3 separate regions of the Homo sapiens genome follow, and all the other regions are linked to region 3. Evidence: chromatin contacts called from ENCODE Hi-C or POLR2A ChIA-PET data. All regions are on one chromosome and are shown on one strand. The core of a region is the stretch at or near the end of the contact, and the rest is flanking DNA. Distances in the headings are between cores, read along the strand shown.

What was found. A loop is a pair of places that touch in the nucleus more often than their neighbours do. ChIA-PET counts read pairs that join two places held with the same protein, here RNA polymerase II (POLR2A). Pooled maps may share reads with other maps.
Region 1: a loop to region 3 is called in a pooled map, with 5 times the contacts of the local background. The contact joins the promoter of FBRS here to the promoter of C16orf54 in region 3. A Hi-C loop is called at or near these places in 5 of 50 pooled maps. POLR2A ChIA-PET finds 5 or more read pairs at or near these places in 2 of 52 experiments (CD8-positive, alpha-beta memory T cell and activated CD4-positive, alpha-beta T cell).
Region 2: a loop to region 3 is called in a pooled map, with 7 times the contacts of the local background. The contact joins the promoter of NFATC2IP here to the promoter of C16orf54 in region 3. A Hi-C loop is called at or near these places in 5 of 50 pooled maps. POLR2A ChIA-PET finds 5 or more read pairs at or near these places in 2 of 52 experiments (A673 and HEK293T).

What each region holds. Positions count from the first base shown.
Region 1 is chr16:30,657,029-30,659,811 of GRCh38, forward strand. FBRS (fibrosin) reads left to right here and starts at 1,403. Exons shown (of 18, transcript NM_001105079.3): 1 at 1,403-2,783. The coding sequence starts at 2,491. RefSeq lists silencers at 819-1,078, 1,109-1,188, 1,239-1,418, 2,239-2,468, 2,539-2,588 and an enhancer at 1,669-2,118.
Region 2 is chr16:28,949,508-28,952,373 of GRCh38, forward strand. It overlaps NFATC2IP (nuclear factor of activated T cells 2 interacting protein), which reads left to right and starts at 1,430. Exons shown (of 8, transcript NM_032815.4): 1 at 1,430-1,891; 2 at 2,625-2,697. The coding sequence starts at 1,505. RefSeq lists enhancers at 752-1,286, 1,306-1,806 and silencers at 1,526-1,625, 1,766-1,885.
Region 3 is chr16:29,744,613-29,747,391 of GRCh38, forward strand. It overlaps C16orf54 (chromosome 16 open reading frame 54), which reads right to left and starts at 1,378. Exons shown (of 2, transcript NM_175900.4): 1 at 1,299-1,378; 2 at 1-339. The coding sequence starts at 339. It overlaps LOC124903673 (a long non-coding RNA gene), which reads left to right and starts at 635. Exons shown (of 2, transcript XR_007065046.1): 1 at 635-773. RefSeq lists enhancers at 1,668-1,717, 2,245-2,314.

The DNA of each region.
Region 1 (2,783 bases), core at 153-2,652, 910 kb after region 3:
GTGGGTCAAGGCCTTGAAGATCAAGATGGCCCTGAATTCCTGCTAACATGCAGGCCAGGACCTGCTGCTGGATTCAAGAGCTACGGCTAGGCCAGGTGCGGTGGCTTACGCCTGTAATCCCAGCGCTTTGGGAGGCCGAGGCAGGTGGATCACAGGAGCCTAGGAGTTCGAGACCAGCTTGGCCAACATGGTGAAACCCCGTCTCCACTAAAAATACAAATATTAGCTGGGTGTCTTGGTGTGTACCTGTAATCCCAGCTACTCAGGAGGCTGAGCCAGGAGAATTCACTTGAACCCGAGAGGCAGAGGTTGTAATGAGCTGAGATCGCACCACTGCACTCCAGCTTAGGGAACACAGCCAGACTCTGTCCCCCCCAAAAAAACAAAACAAAACAAAGAGCTAAGAGTAATGGGCCATAATGAAGCACTCACGACGACTGTCATAGGTGCTTGACCTGCACATGTCCCTGCGACAGGGAATTAGTCATTTTATGGACGAGAAAGCAAGGCAGGCATGTCAGCGCGCTGTCCACTTTTAAAACGGTAACCCGGGCAACCGAAGGCCAGAAATGGCTGTCTCTTTTTTTTTAAGCCAGTCACATTGAGCAGTGGGGTGCATCTTTCATAACTGAGAGGCATCACAGGGCAGTGGCTGACATAGACGTGGCTAGGAGACTACCAGCCCGTCTGTGCGCGCATTCCTTTCCGTCCCAGTAAAATGGGGCTGACAGCATCTCCTTCATGGAATTATTACCAAACGCAGTCACAAACGCGGAGAAGCGCTCATGCAGGTGCAAGGCGTTTTCGAATTGCTAGCACTCGGGACCGCTGCCAGCAGCCGCGCCTGGAAGGGACGCGGCTGCCTGTTAGTGCGGCCGGCGCAGGCGCAGGCACAGCACGCGGCCGCTCGGGCCACCCCGGGCCGCGGAACGACTCGCAAGCAGCCAGCCTGACGGCGGCGCCGCCACGCGCGTGCGCGAGACGCCAGGCTGTCTGTGGGCCGCGCCGAGCGGCGGAAAGGCGGCGATGACTTAACTGGCTGTGGAACGGAACCTCTTGCAGCCGCGCGCCCCCCGGCGGCCAACCGCCCCCAACGCCTCAGGCCCCGCGTCTCCGCCCCTCGCCTCGACGCCATCAGGAGACCGGCCAATAAACAAACAGCAGGAAGAGGCGGGGCCCTGTAGTAACCGCCCCAAACACCTACTTCTAACCAGTCGAGTCACAAGACTGGGGGGAAGGGCGGAGCCAATCCGACGTAACCCAATCCAAGATTTGAGGGCGGTTACATGCACCCACTCCCTCGGGTTTGGCTCCGCCCCTCACCTTGACGTAGCCCTCCCAGCCTATCAACGACTGCGCCCGTTGGGGGTGAGGGGAAGGGGGCGGAGCGTGGGAGGAGGCCGAGAGAGGAAGGAGGCGTAGGCTGAGGAGGAAGAGGGAGGAGGGGTAGGGAAGTCCTGGCGGAGAAGCGCCCTAAGACTCCAAAGGAGACAACAGGAGTTTGTGCTGGAGCTCCCCCGCTGCCCATCGGCCGTTCCGGATCCCCTAAGGCCCAAGTCGGACAGAGACGGAGGAAAGGAGGAAGAGACTTTTATGTCGGCGGACAGGGGAGCTGTACCCGTCACCGTTGCCTCACATCCGGGGCTTTGGAGGGCTGGCCTCGCTGCCCCGCCCCGCCTCGCGCCTTTCATGGCGACCGGAGGCGGAGGCTGGAGGAGCTGGGCCCGGAGGAGGCCCCTTTAAATCTCCTTAAAGGGGTGGCCACTGAACTCGGCGGACTGCAACGCCAGCCTTAAAGGGGAAGCCGCCGAGCAGACGCTGACAAATTGAGAACTGTGCCGTTGGGAGAACTGGGGCGAGTGGGGTTTTTCTTTACGTCCTCCTCCCCCACACACAAGAAGTCTTTTAAATTCAACTTAAAGGGGAAGTGGCCGCTTGTGGAGGACTAGAAACTAACTCCGAGCCCTTAAAGGGACGGCCTGCTGTTAGAAGGACCCTGGACTCCTTAAAGGGGTGGCCTCTTTGAGCCGGAGGACTTGAGACACTTTTAAAGGGGAGGTCTGCGTTTCGGGGCGAGCTTTCGGCCCCTTTTAAAGGGGTGGCCCTTCCTCTTCCTCGGGGAGACTTGCATCGACCCCTGGCAGGGGGTGGCCACCGCACTAGGCCGCCGGACACTGTCGGGTCGTCTTAAAGGGGCCGGGAGCTGGACAACTTGGGGCCTCGCCTTAAAGGGACGGCCGCCCCGTTTTCGCCGTCGCGGCCCCGCCGAGCCCGCAGGGGGGGCCCTCGGGCTTGTCGCCCCGGGGGCGGCGCCGGCTCCCCGGGCCGTGGCCTTGGGGCAAGCTCGGGGCCAGCAGATCCGGCTTTAAAGGAGAAGCCGTGGCCCTCTCGTCACTGTGCAGCCGCCAGCGCCGCGCCTGCGACCCCGGGCCTGCGGACAGGCCGCTTCGGGCCCCGCCGCCTCCGGATGCGGCGCTGAGGGCGGTCGCCATGGAGACGGCAGCGGCCGCGGCCCCGGGTCCGGGCTGGGCAGCAGAGGGGGAGCGCCGACGGCGGCGCTGCTCGCGCCGAGACCGAGACCGGGAGCAGCGGCGCCGCCGAGGTCCAGGCGGCGACGCGCCCCGGGCCCTGTTGGCCGCCCCGCGCGGCTCCTCGTCCTCGTCGTCGCCGCCGCCGCCCGCCAGGCCTTGGTCGTCAGCTTCGTCTGGAGAGCGGCCTGGGGGCCCGAGACGCCGGCGGCCCCGTCCGAGACCTCGACCCCCGCGACCCCGAGCTCGGAAGCG
Region 2 (2,866 bases), core at 180-2,679, 800 kb before region 3:
ATCCCAGCTACTTGGAGACTGAGGCACGAGAATTGCTTGAATCTGGGAGGCAGAGGTTGCAGTGAACCGAGATCGAGCCATTGCACTCCAGCCTGGGCAATAAGAGCGAAACTCCATCTCAAAATAAATAAATAAATAAAATTAAATAAATGAATAAAATAAAATTTAAAAATAAATAAATACATAAGATTTTTTTTTGAGATGGAGTCTCACTCTGTTGCCCAGGCTGGAGTGCAGTGGTACAATCTTGGCTCAGTGCAACCTCTGCCTCCTGGGTTCCAGCGATTCTCCTGCCTCAGCCTCCCGAGTAGCTGAGATTATAGGCGCCTGCCACTACGCCTGTCTAATTTTTGTATTTTAGTAGAGACAGGGTTTTACCATGTTGGTCAGGCTGGTCTCGAACTCCTGACCTCAGGTGATCTGCCCACCTCGGCCTCCCAAAGTGCTGGATTATAGGCGTGAGCCACCACGCCCAGCCTTATTATTTCTATCTTTCTTTCTTTTTTTGAGAGAGAGTCTCGCTCTGTCGGCCAGGCTGGAGTGCAGCGGCAGGATCTGGCTCACTGTAACCTCTGCCTCCCGGGCTCAAGCAATTCTCCTGCCTCAGCCTCCTGAGTAGCTGGGATTACAGGCGCACGCCACCACGCCCGCCTAATTTTTGTATTTTTAGTAGAGACGGGGTTTCACCGTGTTGGCCAGGCTGGTCTTGAACTTCTGACCTCGTGATTCGCCTGCCTCGGCCTCCCAAAGTGCTGGGATTACAGGCGTGAGCCACCGCGCGCGGCCAGCCTTATTATTTCTTTAAAGCATTTTTGAGACAGGGTCTCGCCCTGTCACCCAGGCTGGGGTGCAGTGGTGCGATCTCCGCCTCCCGGGCTCCAGCGAAACTCCCACCTCAGCCTCCTGAGTAGTTGGGACCACAGAGGGGTGCCACCACGCCCGGGTAATTTTTGCATTCTTAGTAGAGACGCGGTTTCGCCACATTGGCCAGGCTGGTCTCAAACTCCTGAGCTCAACCAATCTGCCCGCCTCAGCCTTTCAAAGTGCCAGGATTACGGGCGTGAGGCACCGCGCCTGGTTAAATCCGCGGTTTCCACAGGGAATTCCAGGCCCGCCTTCCTTCTCCCGGAAACCTTACCGCTCGAGGACTACATTTCCCAGGATGCCCTGCGACTAACCAAGCCGGAAGACGGTTGTCTTGGTTGGGCGGGTCCGGGAGAGGCTCGTCTGTGGAGAGGTGGCCCAGCCAATGGGTGAGGCCGACTGAATCGAAAGCTACGGTGATTGTGCCGAGGTGATTGGAATCTTTGGCGCCTTGGTTTCAGAGGTGGGCGCATGATGAGCGGGTACAGAGACCAATGAAAAGGCGGGAAGGCGGATCCCGCGCGTGGGGCGCGAAGAGTTGCTGACGAGCAGGCTGTTTGTCCAATGCAAGGCGAAAGTCGCTGAAGGGGGCGGGGCGAGGCGAGAGGAGGCGGGCGTGTGTTGTGGAGGAAAGTGTGCCATGGCGGAGCCTGTGGGGAAGCGGGGCCGCTGGTCCGGAGGTAGCGGTGCCGGCCGAGGGGGTCGGGGCGGCTGGGGCGGTCGGGGCCGGCGTCCTCGGGCCCAGCGGTCTCCATCCCGGGGCACGCTGGACGTAGTGTCTGTGGACTTGGTCACCGACAGCGATGAGGAAATTCTGGAGGTCGCCACCGCTCGCGGTGCCGCGGACGAGGTTGAGGTGGAGCCCCCGGAGCCCCCGGGGCCGGTCGCGTCCCGGGATAACAGCAACAGTGACAGCGAAGGGGAGGACAGGCGGCCCGCAGGACCCCCGCGGGAGCCGGTCAGGCGGCGGCGGCGGCTGGTGCTGGATCCGGGGGAGGCGCCGCTGGTTCCGGTGTACTCGGGGAAGGTGCGCCCGGTCCCGGGGAGGGGACCGGCGGAAGGGCCAAGGGCTTGGCCTCCAGGGAGGGGCCGGCGTTCGGGGAGGGTAGGGCTATAGGGGTGTTGAGGCTGGCGTTCTGGGGCTGGTCCTCGGGCGTTAGGGTGTTGGAGGCAGGGAGAGGCAGGGCTCCGGGACTTTCTGCAGACTGGGGTGGTGAAGGAGGGTGGGATGCGTTGGAAGTTTAGGATTCCTAGGAGCTAGAGTCTTGGGGGCACAGGGAGGCTGAAGAGCTGGGATTCCTGAGATTTTGGAGAGGGACTGGGAGGACCTGGGGCCGTTGGATTTTGAGGTTGGGGTCCATGGCAAATGAAGCCAGGGAGCTGCAGTATTGGGGGTTGGGGTCCATGCGGGTTCAGAGAGGACTGGGCGGCTCCAGAGGCTGGGGTCCCCCGATGGTCGTGTGAGCAATGGGCTGAGAGTCCCTAAGAGTCAGGGGTAGAGGGGCGGCTAGTAACCTAGTTAAAAAGGGCAAGGAAGCATACATTTCAGAGTGTCTTAGGCAGATGGAGGAAAGGGTGAAGGGTACTTCCATTCTGAATCCTGGGGAAGCTGGACTTCTAGGTTGCCAGGAGAGGGCCAAGGTGTCCACGATCTTAGGGAGGATTTGGGAGCTGGGTGTCAGGGAAGAATTACCCCCAATTTTTTCTTTCGGTAGGGGAAGGACTTGGGCCTGACCCCTCTCCCTTCTTTGTCTTTGCAGGTTAAAAGCAGCCTTCGCCTTATCCCAGATGATCTATCCCTCCTGAAACTCTACCCTCCAGGGGATGAGGAAGGTAAGGGAGGGCCTCCAGGGAGAGGCACGCAGCCGCTGGCTTCTCTTAAGAGAATTCCTGGGGTTTATATTCCTGCAGTCAGTTGTCTCCTGAGGCTCAAGGGAAGAGCGTGGGAGAGGGGACTCCTGCATCCCAGCCACAGGAGCTGGATTGTTAACAAGCATAGAAT
Region 3 (2,779 bases), core at 128-2,627:
CTGGGTGGGAGGCTCAGGGGCCCGATCTGTCAGCAGGGGGACCGCAGAGCCATACCAGTCCTCAGAGCGCTCTCGGGCGGTGCCCATGGGCTCAATCCACAGCTCTCCTCCTGGGCGCCACACCAGGGTGGGTGCACGGTGGCTGGGGTCTGGGCGGAGAGCACGGCGGAACAGGCGTTCAGCCAACACAGCGGTGGTGAGGATGAAGAGCGCAGCCAGGGTGGCCAGGACCAGCATGATGGGGATGCAGGGCCCACAGGGCAGTGAGGGCCATGGGGCTGCTTCCCATGCGGGGGGCCCCTCCACGCGCCCAGAGGGCGGCTCTGGAGTCAACGGCATCTGAGAGACACAGGGGTGAGAAGAGGAAGTAAATGAGGCAGAGGGGGCACAACCAAGATGAGAGAGAGGCAGCAGGTGTCCAGGAAAGCCTGGGAGAAGGGCTGGGCATGGGGGCTCATGCCTGGAATCCCAGCACTTTGAGAGGTCGAGGCGGGAGGATCACTTGAGCCCAGGAGTTCAAGACCAGCCTGGACACACAGTGAAACCTCATCTCTAAAAATAATTTAAAAACTAGCTGGGTGTGGTGGCTCACACCTGTAGTCCCAGCTACACAGGAAGCTGAGGTGGGAGGATTACTTGAGCCCAGGAGTTTGAAGCTGCAGTGACCCCAGATTGCACCACTGTCCTCCAGCCTGGGCAATAGAGCAAGACCCTTTCTCAAAAATGAAAAAGAACATTCTGGAGAGACAGAGAAGCAAGAGGGACCAGAAAGGGTAAGCGTGAGCCAGGTGGGGTGGGAGGACAGGCAGCCTACCTCGGGGCACAGCCAGGCCCTCCTGCCTGGCTCTCCAGGCCTTTCCAGAATCCCCATTTCCCTCCCAGACCCCAGGGTGCCTCAGACAAGAAAGGTCTCAAGGGCTTCTTTCCTCCCCACTCGGCCCCCTCAAGTCTTGCTCAGACCTAGAGAGGAAGTGGTGGGTGAAGAAATGAGAACCTCCCCTCCCACTGGCTCCCCTGCGTGTGTCTCCCCCACCGCCTGCCGCCAGCACCTCCGCTGGCCCCTTGAGGCTCCTTCGCCCCTCACCATTCTCCTCGGACTTGATCTTGCTCTCATAGGCTCCACGGAATCTGCTGCCGGGCCGGGCCGGGCCAGGCCTCCGGAGGCGCCTCTGCACCCCTCCTGGGCTCCCCAGCTTTGCCCAGGCTCTGGCCTGTCTCTATCTCTCGTTTGTCTCTGCACACCTCTCTGTCCCCCACATCCTCCATCTGCAGGGGGCCTCCTGCACCCCTCAACTCACCTTGGGTCAGTCCCTGGGCTCCTCTCCCTCCTAGAGCCACTCTTCCTGGTGCTGGACTAAGAGGTGCAGGCTTGGAGGGTGCAGGGCGGTCCGCCTCTCAGACGTAGAGGCCCGGCCTCGGATGAAGGCGGAAGGGAGGGCACCGCCTGTTGCTGGGCAACTGTGCCCCAACTCGTCTGCCCCTGGGGAGTGTTTGTTTCCAAAGCAACCCAAGGGGATGTGGTCACTGCGGTGAGGAGGCTTTTCCTGGGGTAAGGTGGGGCTGGAATGGGCAATGGTTCTGTTGAACTTAGTGTCACCCCATAGCCAGGCCCTGAGCCCCAGAACATTCACCGAAAAGCTGAGAAAGAGGACGCCGGGGCCAGGCACAGTGGCTCACCCCTGTAATCCCAGCATTTTGGGAGGTCAAGGTGGGCAAGTCACCTGAGGTCAGGAGTTCGAGACCAGCCTGCCAACATGGCGAAACCCCATCTCTACTGAAAAATACAAAAATTAGCTGGGCATGGTGACGGGCACTTGTAATCTCAGCTGCTCAGGCGGCTGAGGCAGGGAGAATCGCTTGAACCCGGGACTCGGAGGTTGCAGTGAGCTGAGATCGTGCCACCACACTCCAGCCTGGGCAACAGAGTGAGACTCCGTCTTAAAAAAAAAGAAAAGAAAAGAAAAGAAAAAGAAATAGGACACTGGGACTTTAGCCCGTACATTCCCAGAGAACCATGGTGCCTCCCCCGTTCCTCCTGGGAGGATGCCCCACCCCATCCTGCCTTGTCTTATCCACGGTGCCTCCCCAGATCTGCTCCTGCCATGCAGCCCCCACAGGCACCCCCTGCTTGGCCAGCTTGCTTCACACCTTTTTTTTTTTTTTCTGGTAGAGATGGGCTCTTGCTATGTTGCCCAGGCTGGTCTCAAGCTCCTGGCCTCAAGAGATCCTCCTGCCTCAGCCTCCCAAAGTGCTGGGATTACAGGTGTGAGCTACCACACTGGCCCCTGCCTCATACTTTTAATTAACATAAGTCTCTCTCTCTTCAGACCATTTAGCCCCCATTTTGGTTGGAAAATATCAGTGAGGTGAGGCTTGGGTAACAAAAATGTCAAGCCTCTGAGAGGAGTCCAGGGTATAAAAACAGGCGTGGGCCTGTTTCCAAAACCCTGACCATCCTCATGTCTGTCCCTCTTTCCTGCTGCTGAGGGTGGGAGGAGCCTGGAGCAGAGTGTGACAAGATGTCATCAGGCTCTGGAGTCCAGGTGACTTTCTGAGATTCTCTAGTTTGACTCATCCACAGATGACAAAAGTAAGGCTTAAAGAAAAGAGATTTCATGACCAAAGTCGCATGACCAATGTATGTGTGGGTGAGCATGTAGTGGCCAGGGTGGTGGAAGAATAGATAGAAATCCCTGGGCTGGGCGAGGTGGCTCATGCCTGTAATCCCAGCACTTTGGGAGACCGAGGCGGGTGGATCACCTGAGGTCAGGAGTTTGGG